Linked DNA regions of Homo sapiens: region 2 is linked to region 1. A link is a loop called in an ENCODE intact Hi-C map of the cell type or tissue named here. Cell type or tissue: PC-3. All regions are shown on one strand. Each heading gives the region's core, and the rest is flanking DNA. Links, peaks and the distances in the headings are about the cores only. Region 1 overlaps KCND2 (potassium voltage-gated channel subfamily D member 2). Region 2 overlaps KCND2 (potassium voltage-gated channel subfamily D member 2).

Region 1 (6,461 bases), core at 1,458-6,457:
CAAAACATTGCTGTAAGAATGTAAAGAAGACTTTTGCACATTGATTTTGAATCCTGAGACTTTGCTGAAGTTGCTTATCAGCTTAAGGAGATTTTGGGCTGAGACGATGGGGTTTTCTGAATATACAATCATGTCTTCTGTAAACAGGGACAATTTGACTTCCTCTTTTCCTAACTTGGAACCAACCCGAATGTCCATCATTGATAATCTGGATTAAGAAAATGTGGCACATATACACCATGGAATGCTATGCAGCCATAAAAAAGGATGAGTTCATGTCCTCTGTAGGGACATGGATGAAGCTGGAAACCATCATTTGGAGCAAACTATTACAAGGACAGAAAACCAGACACTACATGTTATTACTCATAGGTGGGAATTGAACAGTGAGAAGACTTGGATACAGGATGGGGAACATCACACACTAGGGCCTGTTGTGGGGTAGGGGGAGGGGGGTGGGAGAGCATTAGGAGATATACCTAATGTAAATGATGAGTTAATGGGTGCAGTACACCAATATGGCACATGTATACATATGTAACAAACCTGCACGTTGTGCTTATGTATCCTAGAACTTAAAGTATAATAAGAAAAAGAATTAAAGAAGACATAAATAAATGTAGAGATATACCATATTCGTGGATTAGACGACACACTATTATGAAGATACTACTATTGGTGATCTACATATTTAATAAAATCTCAATTAAAATTTCAACATATTTTTATAGAAATTGACAAACTGATTCTAAAATTTACATGGACCCAAAGAACCTATAATAGCCAAAAAAGAATTTTAAACAATAAGAACATAATTAGAGAAATTACATTATTTCATTTAAAGACATAACATAATGCTACATTGTAAAAATAGTGTGATGTTGTCATAAAGACAGGCATATAGACTGATGGAAAACAATACAGAGTTTGAAAATTGACCAATATACATTTGGTCAGTTGATTTTCAACAAATGGCAAATGTATGCTTAATAAAAAAAGATGATCTTTTCAACAACTGTCACTACAATAGTTGGATGTAATATCCATGTGCAAAAAGGAATAATAATAAACCTTGACTTTTTATCTCATATCACATAAAAATAACTATAAATGAAGTATAAACTTAAACATAAGAGCCAAGATCAAAAAATTATGAAAAACATAGATTTATGTGACTTTGGATAAGGTAAACACTTCCAAAATAAGATTAAAAAGCAAAAATTTTGAAACAAAAAATGATAAACTGTAGTTGATCAAAATTTTTAAATTTTGTCTTAGGAAGACTTTGTTAAGAAGATGAAAAGCAAGCCACAGATGGAGAAAATATTTGCAGAACATGTATTAGATAAAGAACAAGAACTTGTATCTAGAATACATGAAGAACTCATACAACTGAATAATTATAAGGCAAACAACCCAATCAAATAAATGGTCAAAAGATTAAACATAATTTTGACCAAAAAAAAAGTATGGCCAAAAAACATGAAAAGATGCTTACATTTTTTAATCATAAGAGAAACACACATTAAAACCACAATGAAAGATCACTACACGTCCTTTAGACTCAAAGTACAAAAGTTGACCACAGCAAATTTGGGCAAGGATGTTACAGCAACTAGACTCTCATACATTGTTGGCAGAAATGCAAAATGCGGCAAAAAATTTGGGAAAGTGGTTTGGCACCTTCTTATAGAGTTAAACATTTGTATATTATCTAGCAATCTCAAACAGATATTTTATGAAGAAAAATATGAATATGTCTACAAAAATGTTTATCAATGTTCATAGAGCCATAGTATATAACATAATAGCCAAATGATCATCAGCTAGTAAATTGATAAACAATCTGAGGTGAATATTACATTGTATCTTTTTTCATATGAAGGAATAGGGGCACACAGTGGTTAAATATCTTTTCCAAAGTTCTTTACCAAGAAAGGGATGATGCTATAAAGCCAACTAAGATCTCTCTGACACCAACGCCTTGTTCCACTATGCCACATCATTTCCCAGCAGCATTCTGTTTTCCAAATTGGAATAAATCACATATGTTTCCTTGGTCTTATTAAAATATGTAGCAATGACCCTGAGACTTACATAGAAAGAGCAGCATGTGCATTTGCTCTTAGCGTGACCTTCCAGCCTCCCTCCTTCTTAAGAAACATGTACAGAGTAATACTTGACATATCATTGTCTCTTTTTTTCTAATACCTTTTTCTCCTTAAGGTATTTTTGCGCTCATATCATGTAATTTAAATACTCCACATATTGCATATTCAAGTCACCGTGTTTGGTAGATAGTGGTCTTCAAATATGTACTATGGAATTATTTGAAGAAACAAATCTATATAATAATGTCAAGAAGGAGGGAAAAAGAGTACCCTGTCTCTGATTCTGTCCGTCAATAAGTAAGAACATTGGATTCTGTGTGTATGTGTGTGTATGTGCACATGTGTGTGTGTCTGTTGGGGGGCAGGGGAGTGTTGATCACAATGACTCCTGAGGGAACAATGGAAGTCCCATTTTGAATTGAACATTAATAGAGCATACGACAACTTCCAAAACACCATTTGCATAATTCGAGTCTTAAACTTTTTGTTGTGTATTTCTTTTTCTCAGATCATACCCTTGCTGTTCCTCCTGTCTTGAGTATATGGTCTGTGTAGGCATTCTCATCATTTCCCCTGTCTTTACATGTTATATGTTGTGGTATAGTAGTGACTTACCAATCTTTACCTCTAGCTATAATAAAATCTTGCTCCATGGCTCGAGATATATGTCTGAATTATCTCTTAGGTAGATCCCCCTGTATGTACCATTAGGACCTCAAACTTGAAAGGACAACAATTTAATCTTACTGTTCGTCTTCCTGCACTGTTCCTAACCCACATCTCATTCTGCTCCTCTTTTGTTCTCCAAAATTGATTAGTGATGATATTTTTCATTTAGTATTTCGAGCTACAAACTCAACATGTATTCTCAATTCTTCCTTCTCCTTCGCATCCCTTCAATCATCATGGGTTTATAATTATATTCCCTAAATATTTTTGGACTAGATATTTTCTCTCCATTTTACCTGACTCAGCCTTGGTACAGGCCCCCATTTCTTAAACATGTGTTGCAAGAGCAAGAGCCTCTTCGCTTGTCACCAGAATAACTTTTTGAAATTATAAATCTGATCATGATTTTCTTCCTAGAATCATTCCTTGACTCCTCTTCACCTACACAATAAAGTGCAAACTTTTCAGTAAAACATCTACATCTCTCCAGCCTCATCTTTCATCTCTTAACTCTTCATATAGTATGTTTGAGAAATGTAGAATTATTTCATATTTCTGGAAGACATGAAGGCATTTATGTTTTTATATGTTAATGTTTTTATAATATGATTACAATTTTATAAGGTTTCTATATTATATTATTATATTTTTATATTATAAAGTTTTTATACTACATAATAACTGAATATTTACATAGAAGTTATTACATACCAGACTGTTAACATGCTTTATATGCATTATAAACTTTATAGTAACCATCTGGAGTTGGTCTTAGTTTGTCCATTTTACAGGTGAAAAAACTGAGGCACAGAAAGGAGAGTATATTATCCAATACCACATAGCTGGTTAGTGATGGAACCAAAATTCAAGCATCAGTGGTCTGGATCCAAAGTCCATGTGCCTAAACACTACAGTATGCCTGCCTCTCCCTTTGGAGTCTTATTATTGCATGCATGAAGTGCTGTCACACTTTTGGGGGGTTTGTTTATAACTACACTATGAGCTCTTTCAAGATAATGTGTACTTCTTATGTATCTCTACATTCTTACTCTCTAATAAACTGTTGGCACACAATAGAGCCAATAAAACTTCTTCACCTTCCTGCTCAACAGCGACAAAAAAAACAGTATTTCCTAAGTTTTGTTCTATGTACACATCTACGCTGTGGGATGATTCACGGGAAAAACATTTCACATTCAAATGTGTTTGGGGGTTCATCTGGTCTCTGTCTTCCTCTTGGAGTTTCACAATGCACATTAATACAACCATAGCGCCATGAAGGTGTATTATAGGAAATTTTTTTTTTCATTGAGAATTTCCCAAATATATTTGAACTTCAAAATCTCACTCACGCCCTTACTGCATCCCCGAGGAATAGCTATCACATCTTATGAAACTACTGTTTTGAAGACTGTGCTCTGTGAAATTCTGATTTAAGAGATAAAGACAAAATCACATAGCCAGGCATTCAAAAGTCATCATATCCTGACTCTAAGCTAATTTTCTAGTTTTTCTACTCTATACAGATACCCTTCATATAGCCATGCTCATTCTTATCTTAAAAACGATCATTTTACTTTCTTATCCCTCTGCCTTAGCTGTGGGCATTTCTCACACTTCTTAATCCTAGAATGACTTTCCTGCCCTGTTTCCATTCTTCATTTCTCAGCTCAATTCCTAACTTTGCATTAATGTGTATCTCACCTCTCCAGTAAAGCAATCTTTTCTTGTGAACTCCTTTAGCAATTATTGCCTACACCATTAATTTTGCTATTAATCAGCTATTGCTGTGTTACATATTTCTATTGTTGACAAGAAAGGTTATTTAAATTATTAGTGTGCATGTGTTTTGCTTTTGAAAAAAAGTCATTAAATTCTATGACCTGAATTCTCCCCATGTCTACCCAGGGCAGTATTGGAAGCACACCCTAAAAGCCTGATATTTTGTTGTTCCCTCTAAACCAGCAGAAGAGATTTGCTAAAATCACAAGCTTCACTGAATATTAATGCAGTGAAAGAAAATTTCATATGATTGAGAGTTTACATCTTTTATGTTGTACAAACCAGGTTGATTTTGAGATTACTAGAAGAAAAGTGTGTATTTTAAATACACCACTTTGAATTTTATTTGAATTAATGATCCTTTTGATGGGGAAAATTTTTTTCAAGAAGTAAAAGTAAATTGTGTCCATTTTATTTAACGATTGGTAGGCCATAGTTATTCACCAGATATCATATGCCTCTCTGGCTTCCCTGGGAAAAAATAAATATATTACATTAAGATATTTGTTTGTGATGAGAACTGAATTCTAAAGTAGTTCCTTTATACCACCTTCATAAGACAAATGCACCTTCCTGAAAACACATAACTGAGAAATGAAAGCTACAAACAAATGAATTTTCCTTTTTAAAAAAATCACTAACCAATACCTACTATACCATGACAGAAACCAATAAACACTCAATGCAATTTATAGTTTCACTAGCATATGGAATTTTCCCAGGAGCTTTCCTGGTGTCTAAACCAATACCACAAAATGTATTGAATACTCCTACCTTCATTCTACACTTAATATCTGTCATGATTTTACCTTTAGAAAGACAAATTAGTCCTATGATGACAAGTAGTTCAGTAACCACCTGACAAACAAGAAGGTTTTTAAAAATATCTGTTCTCTTAATTTTGATTTTGATGTGATATCTATAGTTATAAATTTTGCAGATATAACCTTATAACTGTGTGCATGTGAATGATATCTTTTAGTGCTTATTTACCCATTTTTACTTGAAACATTTATGGAAATATACATGGAAATGTGTTATCTCTCTAACATCATGGAAAAATTATGTTGTATTTTAAACAAGTCATCAGAATAAGACATGATCTTTCACTAAGATGTGTTTTCCATAACTCTTTCTTGTTTCTAAGCTTCATTTGTATCAGTATCAATCCCCACTATTCAGTCCATCTGGACCTGTGGCACTATCAGTCACTCCTGAAGAAATGTCAGGAGAAGACATTAGAAACTCAAGTGGGATTCACCACATTAGATATCACAGTGACAGGCTTTGTAAAGTTGGCTTGAACTAGCACATGGTAAATGTTAGCTTTAAAATTGAAAATGACGAATGATGGACTGGACTTAATTTAACACAACCTTTATTACTTGCATTGGCTTTTAAAAGACTAAACCTGTACTGGACATTTTTAATTCTGGCCCCTTTGAAAAAAAATGTAGATCTTTTGCTTCCTTAAGATAATTCATAAAATATAAATGGAAGTACTTAAATCACAAATCTGACAATTTTTCTTCATTATCTTGTTAACTGCAAATAAACAACAGCATCCAGACTTTGTTAAATTCATTCCCAAAGGGATTTTCTATAGAGTCAAATGTAACTTTGGAGTGACTGAATCTACTTGTGTATGGTAATTATATTATCTATCTTTACATATATAAAATGAGGTGCCTGATTTTATCTGCAATGCCCATTATGATACAGGGCATTTGTTATTTGCTCCATCAATATTTGTGAAAGAGAAGAAAGGGAAGGAAGGAGGAGGAGCTACAAAAGACAAATTCACAAAGGTCCCCCCCCAAAAATCAGTGCTAATCAAAGAGAATCCTAGAATTTTCATCCTCTATCACACATATCAAAAATGAATCTAAGAAAGGTTAA
Region 2 (8,107 bases), core at 1,348-6,347, 310 kb before region 1:
TGACCTGTGGGCCGTATGTAGTTGGCCAAAGTCTGACTTTGAAGGAACAATCATTGTGTAATCAACTCACTTTGGAAAGGTTAAGCGTTGTGCTGTTCCTTCTAGAAGAGTTTGAAACCACTCAACAAAACATTGGTACTGTAAAATGTATTTCTTCAAACATTTCATGCTTCTCGATTTTAGTAAATACATCTTTGGGGTAAGTGAAAAGAGGCATCTCTGACTATTAGCTCATCTGCCTCCTTCCTATCACTGCCTCTCTCCACCATTACTGGATGCCTGCCTTCAACAGGTGGACAGAAGATGAAAGGGAGAATGAGCTGACTGCCCTGGTTGCTGCCTACCACTTATGTAATATTGGTGCAGGGGGGAGAAGGAGAAGGTATTATGCTCCAAACACTGTGCTAAGTGTGGAAAGGCACAAATTAACAGCAGCAGTTCTTGCTGTTAGTGACCTCTAGGAGAGAGAGACAAACAGAAAATAACATTTGAGAGTAATAACTGCAATAATAGAAATGATGGTAGGATTCCTTGGGAATTGAGTGTACTTGGGAAGTACTTCCATAAGGAGGCAAGATTTGAACTGAATCTAGAGGAATAAAAAGAAGTTAGCCAAGCAGTAAATAGAAGAGATGTGGTTTTTAAGAGGCGTCCAGGCACCTCCTAGCTGCAGGATAATCTTACAAGTAGGTGGAGTAAGTTGCTGTCTATGATGATACTGAAATGGTTTGCTTTCAACTCCATGTCTCAAATGCCTACATGTATTACATAAATTCCACAGAGACTAATTCTGCCTAAGAAGTCTTTTCTTTGTCAAAGTTACAGTATCCTCTCTTATCTACTGTTTTGCTTTCCATAGTTCCAGCTACTCAATGTCAACTGTGGTTCAAAAACATTGAATGGAAAATTCCAAAAGTAAACAATTCATAAGTTTTAAGGAACGTGCACTTCTAAATAGAATGATGAAATGTCACCCTGCCCCACTTGTCCTGCCTGAGTCATGAATTAACCTTCTGTCCTGCGTATCCACACTGTATATGCTACCTGCCCAGTAGTCATTGACATTGTCTGCTCCTGACATCAAACCATTGACATCGTCATGGTTTCATGATCCAGGATCACTCGAAGCATTTGATCCTCCTTCTGATGATTGCTAGAAGGTCAATAGTAGCCTAATGCTAAGTCACAATGCCTACGTTAGTCACCTCATTTCATCTCATGATGTAGGTATTTTATCATCTCACATCATTGCTTGAGGAAGAAGAGTAGAGTATAATGAGATATTACGAGGGAGAAAAACCATGTTTGCTACAACATATAGTTATAATTTTTCTATTTCATTATTAATTACTGTCATTAATATTTTACTGTGCTCAACTTATAAATTAAACTTTATCATAGATATATATGTATAGAAAAAAAATATTGAGTTCAGTACCATCCTTGGTTTGAGGCATCCACCGGGGATCTTGGAGCATATCTCCCTCAGATAATGGGGGACTGCTGTATTCCTGAGAATTGTAGCATATTAAGACTTTGAATTCATACAGGCATCTCTTTGGGATTAAATATGTATATCAAATTATTTCTTGAAGACAGGTTTTAATTGGGAGAGACTGAAGAGCAGTCACATTTAAAGAAGGGAAAAGGGCCTAGAAATGAAGACTGGGGCACTGAAATCCAAACTTGAGGCTATTGAAAAGTTTTAGCCAGGGCTGGTTATGCCTAGAAAAAGCTTTTATTTTTCTTCTTCGTGAACTGACTTTTTTAAAAGGGGTATTTGTTTGTCTAGCAAGAGTGAAAGGAGCCAGCCATTATGCCTTAGAGACCCTGTATTGATCTTAGCAGACAAACCACTAAATAGGAGTTGACTGCTACACAATGGAGGATTAATTCTCCTTTCCGCACAAGCCTACAGTGGGCATGTCAATATGCATTTATAAACCTCCCTCTGTGTGGAGAAGAGAGCAAAGAACCTAATAAACAGATTAATGTAGGAAAGTCATAAGTGGCCATTTTTTTTCTTAAATTAAACTCTATGAAATAAAATCAGAAAAAGCAATTTTTATATAACTTTCTAATTTTATTCATTTTTTTGATTTACTGCTTATACATAGTATATTGCTAATTATTTTACAGTTTAGAAGGAATAAAATGTGGAAAAAAGTTTTTCCTTTACCTTAGTGAGGCTTTCTTATTGAAACATCCCAAAAGATTATGGAAGATTTGACACAAGAGTGAACTAGGTAATTATGAGCTTTTGCTAGCCTAGAAATATGATAATCTTAAGTGGAATTTGGCTTAGCCTTACCGAGTAAAAAAGTAAAAACTCTCTTAGCTAATTATTTGTCTGAGTGAGCGTGAACAAAAATTTCACATTAAAAAAAGAAGTAATTGTCATTTTAACTTGATTGTTTAGGTACTGATACAAGTTAAACTCCCTCATTTGTAATTAATGAAACAAGTCAAACAAGTCTACAGCTGGTTTTCAGGAAAGAGTAGAGAACTCACATGGGAAGCTGCATGTTGGCTTTAATATCAAGTCAGAAAATATTTTGAGTCCTATAAAGTGTTGTCACTCTATACCTACTCAAACATAATACCATCAATTAAAAAGGATGTAGAACTGTGGTGATGTGTTAACTTTAAGATCTTTATCTTTCTCATGATATGTGTGATGTACTGTTCAGTAGTGGGATGGCTAGGTTGAATAATTTCTCAATTTTCTTGCTCAAAAACCAACATAATTTTGCAGTAACAGTAATTCTGGGGTCCTAACATAATGACTTTGAAAATAAATGTAATGATTTTGTTTTAGCTGTGTTTGTGCCTTTATATACGGAACATCCACCCTTCAGATGTAATATCTTCTGAGAGCAGGAGCATCTCATTATCATGGAGTAATGGATGCAGATAAGAAGAACACCCAGAAGTTGTTATTAACATGAAGTAAATAGGTTAGTGTAGCAATATTTCTTATTCTTTCATAAATTGGATATTTAAAGCCTAAGTAGTATTAGAAGGGCAGGACTACCCTTGAGCAATGACTTACCTTACATGGTTACACAACTATCATATTTTTTTTTCGGAATTAATCTTAACATTTCTAAAAAGAAAAAGAAAAATCTTGGGGATGACAGAAACAGTCTTACTGTAAAAACTGTGCCAAATCCCTGCCATGTGCAAGCAGAAAGATGTGAGTCATCCAAAGTAACTGCCTTTACCAGCCAAGAGTCTCTGTAATCAACTTTGATCGGCAAAGGCTGTACTCTTTCTCTAATGAAGGTGAATGCCAAGGGAAGTCAGAGAAATGAGTGAGAGGTATACGTGGGGTATTTGGTCTACACTATCTTTAGAATGTAAGTGCTTGATTCTCAATCACTAATTTCTGATATCCCAGTATATTTAGTATTTCAACAAGTTATTCTGTGATTTAAATTTTATTTAATTAACTTGAAAAGTGTGTGTGGGTATTATATATATATATATACCCGATACAACTAAATTTCAGATTAGCAAAAGATAACAGGATCATTTGAATGGAGGGTTTATGTGGAGGCACTTGTCATATATATATGGTGTTCTGTTCTCTAATTAGGAATGGCTGCATGTTATAAAATGAAAACAAGAAAAGAAGGATGTCTTGACTCCCAAAGGATAGGAATGCTACCGTAAAGAGATTTTCTAATTTTATGTTCTATTTCATTATGCCATTGTCACCCCAGGGGAAGGTAAATGACATAAATATTAAATGTGAGCAAAGAATATGACATAGAAAGAGCAGATATCTGAATAGTGCTGATGTTTTATTATTCTAAATTAATATACACTGCTGAAAAAAGTGCAAAGATTTGTTGTTTCTGTGGAGAGATATTTGCAAACACAATATTGGCTCATTCTGCAATGCTCATTCATACAAAGTAATCTACAAATTATAGTTGAATGCTTTTTATATGTTAGTTTCATTGTGTTCTATACAACCAACTTATTTTTTACTTGCACAATCAGATAGAAGCAGTAATTTATTTTTTTTTGTCAAAACTTACTTATCTAAAGAAAGGTTTATCTCACCAACTTTAGCTGGGAAATTAAAATTTCCAATGATTGAACATCTTAGTAGCATTCTCAATGGAAGCACATAAAAAGATGTTTACTTTAGGAAGAAAATAAGCGAGCTTCTTAAGGGAGACTGAGGCACTGTAGAACTGAATTATATAGCAAATGTTTGATTTTCTTATATTAATTGTATATCGATTATCATTAGAGATTAAATAATAATTGATGTGCTCAACTGGGCACTGTAAAAGATATGGTATCCTCCAGTGAGCAAAATATTTCTTTACTCATTAGCCCTTCTTGAATAAATTATTGCAAAGAGAAAAATGTTTATCACAAAGCCAATATTATTACTGAGCTTGTTTGTATCTGCTATATCTGAATTTGCTTCTGATATTCCAGAAAAATTAAGCCAAACCAAAACAAGACTAGTATGTCAAAACAATCCAGAATTTCCAAAATCCATACCCTCACATTTAAGACTAACTCACATAACTAATATGACAGCAAATCCTCTCAATGACAGTGAGATCTACAAGTCCCAGTTGTTACTTTAGTTTGTTTCAGGAAAAATCTGATACAACTAAATTGCAGATTAGCAAAAGATAACAGGATCATTTGAGTGGCGGTTTTACGTGGAGGCACTTGTCACTATTCATGTCCACCTCTGATGTCATATTTGCCCAGATTTATGCCCTGCTTGAATTTTGCTAAGAAAAGTAGCCTACTGCTACTGATTGCTGAACACTAGAGTAGCTCTTTCCTACTGTTTCACAGTTGATGACATTTTATTTGAAGGAACATGACTGTGAGTTTTTCTCATTTGGCAAGACATGAAATCAGAAGACCTGTGGTCAAGTTCAGCTCTGTCTCCTGCTAGCCATGTGACATTGTACTCAATAATCTAGCTTATTTAAGATGGTTTCCTATGTGTGGAATGTGGAGATACGAATATTCACTTCCTACTTCCCAGTTCGTGATGGAGATTATTACACCAAAGTGTCCTATTCAGATCCAGGCAGACTCTGCTCTTGGAGGCTGAGTTGGTGCATGAAGGTTCATGGACTTCCTAGGAGCTTCTCTTATAAAGGGCTGAGCTTTAGTCCTCCTTGGCTAAACAATAAATAACATTTATTGGACACTATGCTAAGAACCTTATATGGAAAAATACATTTATAATAAGTTCGTAACCTCACAATGAGGTGGCTATTAATATTACACCTTTATTACAGGTAAGGGAAAGGAGGCTTAGCAAGGCTAAATTCTTGCAGGGATAATCACAGGAGAGGTGACAAGGGCTACGTGGGCATGACCTCACATTTTTAAAAGAGCTGATATGCAGTCTTATGATCCTATTTATAAATAAGACTACATCTACAGGTGTTGTGCATGCTTATTAATGGCAGAGCTTAAATCGTACCCAGGCATTCTGGACCTTGCAGATGAAAATAAGTCTTTCAAGAAGGAAATCGGGATAGGTTACACATTTGTTCAGAAAATTTAGGCTGAGCCATCACTTCAGAAACCTGTAGCTGATTTTTGAACTTCTAATTTAAGATTACTATTTCTTTTCGTTTCCTTCTATTTTAAAACCAAATAAAATTTATTCTCTTAGATGGACATGTTTTGCACTTTTCATTATGGACATTTGTCTGTTCTCCTTATCTATTAGTCTTTTATTCATTTGTATTCCTCTTACACTACAAAACTAAATCAAAAAGCACATTTCAGGCCAGGCGCAGTGGATCATGCCTATAATCCCAGCACTTTGGGAGGCCAAGGCAGGTGGATCACCTGAGGTCAGGAGTTCAAGATCAGCCAAGGCAACATGGTGAAACCCTGCCTCTACTGGAGAAAAAAAAAAATGGGCGTGGTAGCGGGCACCTATAATCCCAGCTACTTGGGAAGCTGAGGCAGGAGAATCACTTGAACTGGGGAGGCAGAGGTTGCAGTGAGCCAAGATCACGCCACTGCACTCCAGCCTGGGTGAAAGAGCAAGACCCCATCTCAAAAAAAAAAAAAAAAAAAAAAAAAAAAAAAAAAAAAAAATTCAGATATCCAAAATTCAAAGAAAACCCACAAAATAGAAGTTTTATGAATTAAATAGACTCTTCAGATACATGTAAGAATTAGACGTACCACGACAAAAAAAAAAAAAAAGCTTTCTTATTTCAGTGCTTTTGTGGTTCATATTGACAGAAGGTAGGACAAGGAACATCAGCTAGGACCGATCAAGTCAGCTCCTCTTCATCTTTTAAATTGGAAGGAAGCACCTGAGACATCAACTATTGAATGAAGCATAGTACTCACCTTAATTTTGCTTTAAATTATTTAGTCTTTGTTACACAATAAGCTCTTTTACTACTCACTTTAGCCTGTGTATTTTGATTTGTTCATTTATTGACTTGCCTGATTATCACCCAGTATTTAAATAAATTATGATTCTAACTATAAATATGGACTTTGGTGAACCCTTACATTAAAATAAAAAATAAACTCAATCTTACAAATCATTTTTGAACTGCTGTTGCTCAGAAACTGAAATCTCAAGGAATAGAACCAGAATATTTTATCAACTAAACCTGAACAGAACTTCTATAAATTACAAAAACTATTTAAAGCCTTTTACTTGTTCATAAAGAAATACAAATAATTAATGTCAAGTCTTCAATTACAAGAACGGGTATATCCTCATGTGATTCAATGTAGGGAGCCCTCTGGGTCCCCTTTCTAGCTTAACATTCTCCATCGCCTATTTAGTTCTACTTGTTTTCATAAGGGAATATATTATCTTTCAACGTGGGCCTCTAGAATTTCTTAAGTTTGAAAAAGTTCATCTTCATAGCTATCAGATGTTAAACTGCTTTAAGCATCTTTGTAAAGGGAATGCAAGTCATTGCAAATACAATGTTGAATTCATTGCTTTGCATATACTAATCTTTGGTTTTACTGAATAAATAATAAATATTACATAGAATGCAAAATATACACTCAGAAATTTAAATGTGTATAAGGACTGTACTGATGAAATCTGTATCTTTGAATTTTTGATCAAATGCTAAATTCAGTGTCTTTATGTGAGATATGACATCTCTCACACAATTCATAAATCTAATTTGTCATCTTTTATTTAATCATGTTTATATTATGTAACAAATGTATATAAAATATATATCATCTACATTTCGTATTTTTGTGTCATATGCATAGTTCTAATTGTAATGTAATTTAAGAAAATACACTTGTATATTTTATATCACCAAATAAATTGTGGAAGAAAAGTAGAAAATATATAAGAAACAATGTATACAGAATAAAAATGTATAATCAAGGGCATACGAATATACTGGAGCTAAATGACTAATGAAAATTATAAAAAAGATATAATAGTTCTAGTTTGGTCAAAGCATACAGACATTATCTTTGGCTTTAGTGAGCTTATCGAGAATGAATTGGGTATGAATGCATGCTTTGCCAGCCCTGGGTGCAAATTATAATGCTGCCATTGATTAGCTATGTGAGTTCCTCAACGTTTATAAGACTAGGTTTTCTCATCTGTCAAACAGACCTAAAAACTTGTTTAATTTTTTTTTATACAATCTAAGTACCAACCTTAGATTGGCTCCTTAGGCCAGGACAATTCCAAACTGTGATGGTAAATAAGATAAACTTTAGTATAATTGCTAGAACATATGCTTTCTGAACTGGGATTATGTCAGGAGAAACTGGGGAAAAAATGGAAAATGAACCCAGACTCAAAGGACAGTGAAGATATTGACCTTGTTTGATTGTCTCATTCTTCAAAACAGGCTGAAGAGTACAAGGTTCTTCTCCTGGCTAAAATATTTGCAGCTATATGATTGTATAATTCAACTTTTGTTCAATTTCAATAATGAAGTGGGGGAGAAAATATAGCTGCACTAAATTACCTGCTCCCTGCACAGATTTGAATATTTAATACCTCAATCAATGGCAAAGCAATTATAAATGTCTGCAAATAAAAATAATTCCTTGTTCCTGGTGTGCAAACATATGTATGTGCCTCCTTTGC

The links. Hi-C counts contacts between places; a loop is a spot of excess contacts. Peaks named below come from ENCODE experiments on the same cell type or tissue, not always from the same donor. Only the 100,000 strongest peaks of a DNase experiment are listed, where the experiment ranks them.
Region 2: a loop joins it to region 1, with 2.7 times the contacts of the local background. A loop is called at or near these places in 1 of 110 quality-filtered maps.

What each region holds. Positions count from the first base shown.
Region 1 is chr7:120,404,686-120,411,146 of GRCh38, reverse strand. All of the region lies in intron 1 of KCND2 (potassium voltage-gated channel subfamily D member 2), which reads right to left. Among named protein-coding and RNA genes, the nearest start is that of KCND2, 130 kb to the right of the region's middle. In PC-3, for the core only: no CTCF peak of the experiment used is centred there; a DNase peak (open chromatin) is centred at 3,926; H3K27ac peaks cover 835 bases.
Region 2 is chr7:120,710,240-120,718,346 of GRCh38, reverse strand. All of the region lies in intron 1 of KCND2 (potassium voltage-gated channel subfamily D member 2), which reads right to left. Among named protein-coding and RNA genes, the nearest start is that of TSPAN12, 140 kb to the left of the region's middle. In PC-3, for the core only: no CTCF peak of the experiment used is centred there; no DNase peak of the experiment used is centred there.